2 separate regions of the Mus musculus genome follow, and region 1 is linked to region 2. The links are chromatin loops, found by intact Hi-C in ENCODE. Cell type or tissue: left cerebral cortex. All regions are shown on one strand.

Region 1 (5,000 bases), 340 kb after region 2:
CTCACCCTGACCCTTGAGACAAATAACCCTCTAGTGTCACAGTGGTGTTTCCTCACCATTGATGACTCTTTGATGACATTGTGCTTGAATGTCTTGGTTTCTTAAGGAATCTGCAAAATCTCCTCATCCTCACTGCAATTAAGGCTGACCGAACACGTGTTATGGAGTATATTAACCGCCTGGATAATTATGATGCTCCAGATATTGCCAACATTGCCATCAGCAATGAGCTGTTTGAAGAGGCATTTGCTATTTTCCGGAAGTTTGATGTCAATACTTCAGCAGTGCAGGTAAATCTTGAAATTACATGAATTGAGATATTGACAATAATGTCTTCTCTTGATGCAAAGAATGCGTTTTCTTGTGAGAGTATGCACAGATTGCTATCACAGTAGAGTAATCATAAAATGCTATCCGTTTAAATGTAACTATGTTGGGTGAGATCCATTTTACAGTAACACCAATTCAAAAATATTGCCCAGGTGTTGATTGAACATATTGGAAACCTGGATCGTGCATATGAGTTTGCTGAACGCTGCAATGAGCCTGCTGTTTGGAGTCAACTTGCAAAAGCTCAGTTGCAGAAAGGAATGGTGAAGGAAGCCATTGATTCTTACATCAAAGCAGATGATCCTTCATCTTACATGGAAGTTGTCCAGGCTGCCAATGCCAGCGGTAAGACTTCTTGTCTTTATGTCCTGAGACCTCCAAAAAATCACTAAGCCAAGCATTAAGGTGTTTAAGTTTTAATTGTATAGAGGTCAGACACTCCCTGGTTACGTGTGAAAGCTTTTAGCCCAGCATCTTGATCTAGACTGACTGAGTTTAGAAAGTCTCTGGAGAAAGTTCATTTTGTTTTGAGGTCTGATAAAATCCTGATAGAGCTCTGGAATATAACTTTAAAGTGGGCAGAAGTATCAAGCAGTTTCGGGGCAATAATAATATAGATATGTATTTTTATACTTTTAAGTATATCCACTTTATATTTGCCATTCTAAGTAATGTCTCTTTGAAAAAGGAGTTAAGCTGGTGTGGTGATGTACACCTGCCAGTGAGGCAGGATGCCTTAAACTCTTGGACTGCGTAGGCTGTTTAGATAGCATGACACTCAAAAAAAATTGTCAGGGGGAACTAATAGCACATCTAACATATTTGCTTGGAAATATAAAACAAGGGTGCTAGTTTATGGACTTATTTTTCTCTTTATTTAGGAAACTGGGAAGAATTGGTGAAGTATTTGCAGATGGCACGCAAGAAGGCTCGAGAGTCCTATGTGGAGACAGAATTGATATTTGCACTGGCTAAAACAAACCGCCTTGCAGAATTAGAAGAGTTCATCAATGGGCCAAATAATGCTCATATTCAGCAAGTGGGTTTCCTGTTTAATTTGCCCCCCAGTTCCTGTGCATGTGTGTCCGTCTGTCTGTCTGTTTTCAGTGGGATGCTTGCATCAAAGTGCATGTGAAGGCCAGAAGACAGGCTCTTGTTTTTATTCCTCAGGAATTATCTACTTAGGAGAAAAGACAGGGTCTCTTGTTGGCAAAAGTCTCACTAAGTAGTTTAAGCTAGCTGGCCAGCAAGCACAAGGGACTGATCTACCACTAGTTTGGTGCTGGGATTCCAAGCACATGCAACACCTGAATTTGTGGGTCATAGGTATTAATTAACTCACATCCTATTGTTTGCAAGGCAAGCACTTTCCAACTGAGTTCCACATTTTAACACATGAAAGTTCAATGATTGAGTAATTTTATCACCCTGGCTGAATCAATATTTTAGGGCTATGAAATTAAACTGTTCTTAGGAGATAGAGTGTGTGTATGTTCATTCATTTTATTTGTAATTTTTGAGATACAAAATTCAGTGGCATGAAGAATGGGTATTTGTTACTCCTGCCTCAACTTCTGGGTGCTGAATTTTACAGCATATTCAACTAAACCCATCTGTTCCTTTGTAGTAAGATAAGAATTTGGAAAAGGGATTAGGCTGAAACCTGTGTTTTACTGATCATGGATTGCTTTTCCTCCTTAGGTTGGTGACCGTTGTTATGATGAAAAAATGTATGATGCTGCTAAGTTGTTGTACAATAATGTTTCTAACTTTGGACGCTTGGCATCTACCCTTGTTCACCTTGGCGAGTATCAGGCAGCAGTTGATGGTGCCAGAAAAGCTAATAGTACTCGAACATGGAAAGAGGTAATCTAAACCCAAGTTTGAATGATGAATTAACATTTTGTTTGATTTTTTTTTCTCTTGTACCGTTGTACTGTTTTTTCTTTTCTGTTGAGTTGAAATAATTGCACATATTTATACTTGGGTTCTCATAGTGGAAAATGTTTATTCTAGGTCTGCTTTGCCTGTGTAGATGGGAAAGAGTTCCGCCTTGCTCAGATGTGTGGACTCCATATTGTGGTGCATGCAGATGAATTAGAGGAGCTTATCAACTACTATCAGGTAACGACACCAGGCCTTTATGTGAATTGAAACCTTCGTACACATATTCTCTCCTCTAATTGCATTTTTTCTTTATGTAGGATCGTGGATATTTTGAAGAACTCATCACCATGTTGGAGGCAGCCTTGGGACTGGAGCGAGCTCACATGGGAATGTTCACAGAGCTAGCTATTTTGTATTCTAAATTCAAGCCACAGAAAATGAGAGAACACCTGGAGTTGTTCTGGTCGAGAGTGAATATTCCTAAGGTAACCAACCAGTCTTCACCACTGATTAGCTCTAATAATTTAAAATACCATTTTCGCTGGGCGTGGTGGCACACGCCTTTAATCCCAGCACTTGGGAGGCAGAGGCAGGCGGGTTTCTGAGTTCAAGGCCAGCCTGGTCTACAGAGTGAGTTCCAGGACAGCCAGGGCTACACAGAGAAGCCCTGTCTCGAAAAATCCAAATAAATAAATAAATAAATAAATAAATAAATAAATAAATAAATAAATGTAATAAATTAAAAAAAAAAAAACAGCCAGGGCTACACAGAGAAGCCCTGTCTCAAAAAATCCAAATAAATAAATAATAGTAATAAATTAAAAAAAAAAAACATTTTCCCTGTTAGGCTGATTGCAGGAGTCATATTTACATCTAAAGCAACTTTGTGGTGCAGGTGCTGAGAGCTGCAGAACAGGCTCATCTCTGGGCAGAGCTGGTGTTTCTGTATGACAAGTACGAAGAGTATGACAATGCCATCATTACCATGATGAATCACCCCACCGATGCATGGAAGGAAGGGCAGTTCAAAGACATCATCACCAAGGTATATACACTCAGAAGTGTGCACTGTGGAAAGAGAAGGCTCCTTGGATAGAAACTGATGTGCATTTCTATTTTTAGGTGGCTAATGTGGAACTGTACTACAAAGCAATCCAGTTCTACTTAGAATTCAAGCCTTTGTTGTTAAATGACTTGCTCATGGTGCTGTCTCCACGGTTGGATCACACTCGTGCAGTCAATTATTTCAGCAAGGTAACTGTTTTAAACTGAACTTTACAGTGAGGATTTCGATGTACTTGGATACAGTTCTCAACCATGGATACCTTTCTAACAAACTTTATTTTAAAGGTAAAACAGCTACCACTGGTGAAACCATATTTACGCTCAGTGCAGAACCACAACAACAAATCTGTGAATGAATCACTGAACAACCTCTTTATTACTGAAGAAGATTACCAGGTAAAACCTTTGGATTCTTGTGAATACTTAACAGTAGACTCTGATTAGCTTTAACACTGACATGTTCTGTGGTAAAAACAAACAAACAAACAAAAGAACCCTGTTAGCCTTAATTTTTAAGTAGCAGGCATGTGGATGCTTAGTCCTTAAATTCAGCAAGGTTTTCGGGATGGGTAAGTGTTCAGCTTTATGACAAGTTTCACTCTTTGAGTTAGATATATTTTATATGCAATATGTGCTTCCTTCCCCTCTTACATCCTGATTGCACATCCAAGAGGCACTGATTTTTCAATTAGTCCATAAACTTGACTGCTGTTAAGTGGACTTAACTGTTTATTAATTTCCTCGCCTAATGTCTTAGTATTTGTCATTTAAATTTGCTCTTATGAAAGATAACACATAAATAGAAACTGTCTAGGTTACTAATTGCGATTTTTCCCTCACTTGGCCTGGCTGGGACTTGCCTAGTAGCGCAGGCTTCCCTCACAGACATCATACTTGAGTGCTTCGTTAGAGCTCTGTGTCAGCACCCCTGGCTCAAAGTCTAGTCTGTAAGAATAGTTTCCTAACAGCTTACGTGCTTGTCTACATTACATTTTCTCCCAATTTCATAGTCATTTAAGTTAGTATCAGTACTGTTTATCTCAAAGAAAATTGCACCTTCAGAAAGTTGTACAGTCCATTTAAGCATTTTATTTATTGTTTTAGAAGTAGATCAAAGACGATCGAGATCTGAATACAGGTTACAACTTTTGTAGTGTGGTGCTTGCATCCTCTCTCTACATTGTTCTATTTCATGTTGCCATCTAACTGCCTCCATCAGAATGAACTGTGGAACATAAATGTCAAACCGAAAGCTGCTAGTTGATTCTGAATGGCTTTGTCTCTTAAGGCTCTGCGAACATCAATAGATGCTTATGACAACTTTGACAACATCTCACTTGCTCAGCGTTTGGAAAAACACGAACTCATTGAATTCAGAAGAATTGCTGCTTATCTCTTCAAAGGCAACAATCGCTGGAAACAGAGTGTAGAGTTGTGCAAGAAAGACAGCCTTTACAAGGTTGGTAAGCGGGTGGGCTGTTCAAGCAATGGGAATTGGCATTTCAACTCCCTTTTGTGAAGGTGGCTTTTAAGTCAGTGCATTCATTATTGTTGTTGTTTAACTTTCAGTGATGGTTTAAGTCAGCATGTGTGGGTTAAACTCTGTTCTTCTCTGTTTCTTCTGAATAGGATGCAATGCAGTATGCCTCTGAATCTAAAGACACAGAATTGGCTGAAGAGCTCCTACAGTGGTTTTTGCAGGAAGAAAAAAGAGAATG
Region 2 (5,000 bases):
CTAAGTTTTTCCACATTAAAGAATGATGTTTAGATTATTTTTTGGTTTATGTGTATGGATGTTTTCCCTGCGTGTGTATGTGTACCTGGTGCCTGTGGAGGCCAGAAGAAAGCATCAGGTCCCTGGAACTGGAGTTATGGGCTGTATGAGCCACTCCCGTGTGGGTGCTGGGAACTAAACCCAGGTCCTGCAAGGGCCGCTGCAAGCAACAAAGTCTCTAACCATCTCTCTAGGCCAAACTTTCCACTTTCTTTCTTTCTTTCTTTCTTTTTTTTTTTTTTTTACTTTCCACTTTCAAATGTAGGGTTTTTCTTCTCATGATCTATGTAGTCTGTGATCAATTTAAATCCAGTTGTAAGTGCTAGATACCCATCACAAAATTGCAGTTTGTTGTCATGTTTGGTTCTTGTTGCTCTGAGATAGGCTTTCTCTGTGTAGCCCTGGCTGCCCTGGATCTCACCGTAGACCAGGCTAGCCTCTAACTCAGAGATCTGCCTGCCTCGACGTGGGAATTGGTCTATCTCAAGATTTCTTTTTCTTTTCTTTTCTTTTCTTTTTCTTTTTTTAAAAATTTATATGAGTACAATGCAGCTGTCTTCAGACACACCAGAAGAGGGCATCAGATCCCATTACAGATGGTTGTGAGCCACCATGTGATTGCTGGGAACTGAACTCAGGACCTCTGGAAGAGCAGTCAGTGCTCTTAACCACTGAGCCCTCTCTCCAGCCCCATCTCAAGATTTTTCAAAGCAGTAAATACAGAATGAACTCAGTGATGAACTTAAGTTCCTGACCGAAAAGCCCAGGAGTTGTATCCCTTCATCATGGCTGACTACAGCTCTCCAGTCAGTAATTGGTTTCTTCCTGTTTGATATCTTGGATCTGTGTTGTATCTCTTAGCTTTGTTCTCAGGGACTTTATTTATTTATGTATGTATTGCATTTACTTTGGAGACTGGGGTAAGGTGGTCATGCCTGTGGATGGAGATAGTTTGGGCCTCAGTCCTTTGCCTTCATCTTATGTGTCCTGGGAAATAACTGTCAGGCTTGGCAGCAAGCACCTTTCTACACTCTACTCACAACATTTCAGTAGAACAAGAAATCTATTAAAATAACGCCTATGGTTAAATGAGGCCAAAATATATCCTTTCCTGTCACTTCAGGTAGCCTTTTTGAGAAAGTTTCCTTCATTTCTCGCTGTAAATCATAAATCACTTGAGGATAGTTAGGGTGAGCCGTTGGAAATCATTAACCTTTATAAGTTGTAATACAGTAAGATGTAACATTGCAGGCACACTTAGATTTTGCTCTCTCAGTATCTCTAACTGAATCTCCCATTAGTATCCCAGCTTGTCTCAAATCAGCTATCACATTAACAATCTCACTATCTGTTTTATTCTCTTGAGTCCAAAGTTCTGTAGAATGCCTATCCCAGTCTCTAATATAATCAGCGTAAGGAAATTTGAATTTCGTTATGAAGCGCCAGTCCAGCTGTAGCAACAGTGGCAGTTAGTGCAATTATTCCCGTAACTCCAGCAGTAATCAGCGCAGGCGTCCGACGAGTTCTTAATACCTTCAGTGAGCTTCTGCATTAGAAACAGCAGAAGAGGGCATCCAATCCTATTACAGATGGTTGTGAGCCATCCATCCAGACTGTCGGTATCCAGACTGCTGGCCTTACTCTGAGGACGTATAAACTTTCAGAAGTGATGTTTTTGGAGTTTTTTGGTTTTGTTTTGTTTTTTTGGTTTTTTGAGACAGGGTTTCTCTGTGTAGCCCTGTCTGTCCTGGAACTCACTCTGTAGACCAAGCTGGCCTGGAACTCAGAAATCCGCCTGCCTCTGCCTCCCAAGGGATTAAAGGCGTGCGCCACCACGCCCGGCCAGAAGTGATGTTTAAAGAATACTAGAATTAACACACAGGCATAAAGAGTACAATGTTCACAAGTGATACTCTAATTATTAGGGTGCCGTTGTACAGGCCCTTTCCATAACAGATAAGGTTCTGGTATACATGTACAAAGGGTTGACTCTGATTTAATCTAAAAGATAAAGTATGCTTACCATCATTAATGTTTAACCTTTCTTTCCATGCTTTAAGACGCACTTGCTAATTTCTATAAGTTTGTTTGAACTGAATTGCTAAATTTTGATAGAGGACTTGATGTCCCAATTCCATGACATTTAATTAACATTAAGAGTAGAACTAATTTCTATGCGAACTATACTGCCATCTCAACTCTGAGTGAGTATTGAGGGAAGCCATGAGGAGTCCAATCTCCGCTGTGTGGGAGATGGTAACGAGCACTGGACACTGTTGCCAGTGTATTCAGTCAGATACATCTTAAAAAATGGCAGATGTATGGAACTAGTAACACCAATCTCCTGTCCCTGAAAACCAAATGCATGGAGCATATAAAATTATATATATATATATAAGTCTTGGGTAGTATTAACTGTAGATAACCACACTTGAAAGTTGTCCTTGTACTCCCGCAGTATAATTTATAATTTCCTTACCCTCCCCTACAGGCTTAGCTGGTCCTTGGTGGTGATAAGGGTCAGGTAGCCAAGAAGATGCAGTAACCATTACAAGGATATTACTATCTCCCCAACTTACTCCTCTGTTAATAGGGGGGTTGGGAATAGGCCTGATAGGTAGGGTTGGTCCCTGTTACCTGTACAGTTACCACAGGCAGCGCAGCAGGGAGCAGAGCTGTCGATGGTATCCATAGCTTTTAGTCTCCTGGAGAAACAGACCGGTAACAGCAGCCCCATCCAGACACCTTTGCTGGTTTCTGTTGTAATGCTCCAGCATCCTTGCAGTACACAGGCTGACTCAGCTCAGCAGGTTTTCCGCAATCCAATGCCTTTTAGCAGCTGTTGTCCCTCCTTCACTCGCATTTAAAGCTAGTAAAGCCGTATGCAGTCTAGCTCTGGGAGCCCTCACATCCCGCTTTTGTTTAAAAACATCTCTTTCAGAGTGCAGTTAGATCTTTCAGCAACTGTTTGATGCAGTTGCATGAATCACAAGGTTAATTCTGAATTGTCAGGAATGAGTTCAGCAGTTTTAATGTGCAGTACAACCCCTTCTGCATATTGAGAATCGGTAATTATATGAAGAGATTCATTTTAAGTCTAATAAAACTATTTAGAATGGCATATACTTGTGGGTTTTTGGACTGAAATAGGCTTCATGCCTTACAACCAGCCACTCCTCTAAGGAGCTTGCTGGGCCTTCAAGGGCCTTACTGGCATTCTCAAAAGCCAAAAACTCCGTTAACACTTGTTTAACTAGGCTTTAATCGGTAAGAGATTGTCTCTATGAGCCATCTCCTTAGTAGCCAAATTATTTAATAAGCATAACTTCTTCTGTTTCAGGTATTACAATTTTATAGAATTTAACTTAGCGTTTTCAGAAAGCAATTTCAAGAGCAGAGCCAAACCCTCAGTAGTGGTAAACAGATAAGAGTGTACTCAATACTATAGTTCAGAATTATGAATTCAATTCACTTCAGCATTCGTTAGACAAACAAATGTGAGAGCATCCTCCATGCAAGGAATGACTGATCCGTCTGGAAATTCAGACAGCAGTGGCTCAGCGCTTTCTGCCTTAGTTGTGGATGGTTTTGTGTTAGAAGTTGAGCTTGCCCTGAATGTTTTCTCCCATGAAGGGACCATTGATAATGAGTTATTACTGCTAATAGGGAAAAACAAAACATTTAAACAACAATCAAGCAAACATACAACAAGAGAATTGTAGGTTCCGGGCCAGCTGTGTTATCTCAGTGTTACAGCTTAGGAGCCCTGCCCTCGATCTTGGAATTCGGGTGCTGCTCTTTGCTCTGTCAGGCCCTTGGCTCTGGGACCACCTAGTCTACGCTGCCCCCAGTTCCTCTTTTCCTATTGGGAGAAGCCATTTCCCTTCCTCCTCCTATGGGAAGAGGCTTTTTTTCCTCTCTTCATTTTTTTTTTTTTTTTTTTTGTTTCCACTACAGTTTTTAGATAACATGTTATTGGATTAGTGTCCTTGTTTTGCCTGGAAATTATTCTCAAGTCTCTGAAAACTTCAATGATAACCTCGTAGCAAAATATAGTCAACTAATGAATGGTTAAAAATCAGGTGGTCCTGGCGGCACACACCTCTAAGCCCGGCAGTAGGGAGCACAGAAGCAGGCAGAGCTCTTGAAGTTTGAGGCCAGTTTGGTCTACAGAGAGTTCCTAGACAGTCAGTACTGTAGGATGAGACCCTATCTCAAGTAAATGAATAACCTTCAAAACTCCTCATAATATCATTAATGGCAGGATGACTGGCGTCACCTGTGTGTGTAATCCTAACACTCACGAGGTGGAGGCAGGAGGATCAGCCGTTTAAGGCCACCCCTCCCTCAGGAGTGAATTCAGGGCCACCGTGAGCTACATGAGCTACTGTCTCAAAAACCGGAGATGTAACACATCAGCGAGGCATACGCAACTCCATGGAAGAGTGGCCCTGTCATGTGCCAGGCCCTGGGTTTGTCCCAAGCAGCATAAAAACGAGGCAAGAAACAAGACCGTGTGAAAATAATACCAGTGCGTTGTATCGGTGTCAGTATTTTGGGTGCGATGTGTATATGCTTTGGTAAGGTGTTACCACTGAGAGACATGGACACAGATATCAGTCTTCATGTGACTCTAGTTATCTTGAAAGTTTTCAAGTGGTGGCACATTAGACGCCTTTAATCCCAGCATGGAGGAGGCAGAGGCAGGCGGATCTCTGAGTTAGAGGACAGCCAGGGCTACACAGAGAAACCCTGTCTTGAAAAATACCAAAAAAACAAAACAACACAAAACTAACAAACAAAAAAAAACCTATTGGCATCCTCTATTGTAACTGTGTCAAATAATGCACAGGGGAAAAGAAAGCCATCCAGAGCTCTTGATGACAGGTCTGAGGAGATGAATTTCATGGGACTTTTTCTGCCCTTTAGACTTTGCCTCATTTTGTCATTGTCCTATAATG

Evidence for each region. Peaks named below come from ENCODE experiments on the same cell type or tissue, not always from the same donor. Only the 100,000 strongest peaks of a DNase experiment are listed, where the experiment ranks them.
Region 1: it touches region 2 in a loop (2.1-fold over the local background); 2 of 42 quality-filtered maps call a loop at or near these places.

Annotation. Positions count from the first base shown.
Region 1 is chr11:86,702,342-86,707,341 of GRCm38, reverse strand. It overlaps Cltc (clathrin, heavy polypeptide (Hc)), which reads left to right. Exons shown (of 32, transcript NM_001003908.2): 20 at 107-290; 21 at 483-675; 22 at 1,212-1,369; 23 at 2,032-2,196; 24 at 2,347-2,454; 25 at 2,535-2,702; 26 at 3,113-3,262; 27 at 3,340-3,471; 28 at 3,568-3,678; 29 at 4,571-4,741; 30 at 4,912-5,000. Among named protein-coding and RNA genes, the nearest start is that of Ptrh2, 21 kb to the right of the region's middle. In left cerebral cortex, no CTCF peak of the experiment used is centred here; no DNase peak of the experiment used is centred here.
Region 2 is chr11:87,045,964-87,050,963 of GRCm38, reverse strand. The region is part of intron 4 of Gdpd1 (glycerophosphodiester phosphodiesterase domain containing 1); the gene reads left to right. Among named protein-coding and RNA genes, the nearest start is that of Gdpd1, 26 kb to the left of the region's middle. In left cerebral cortex, no CTCF peak of the experiment used is centred here; a DNase peak (open chromatin) is centred at 2,846.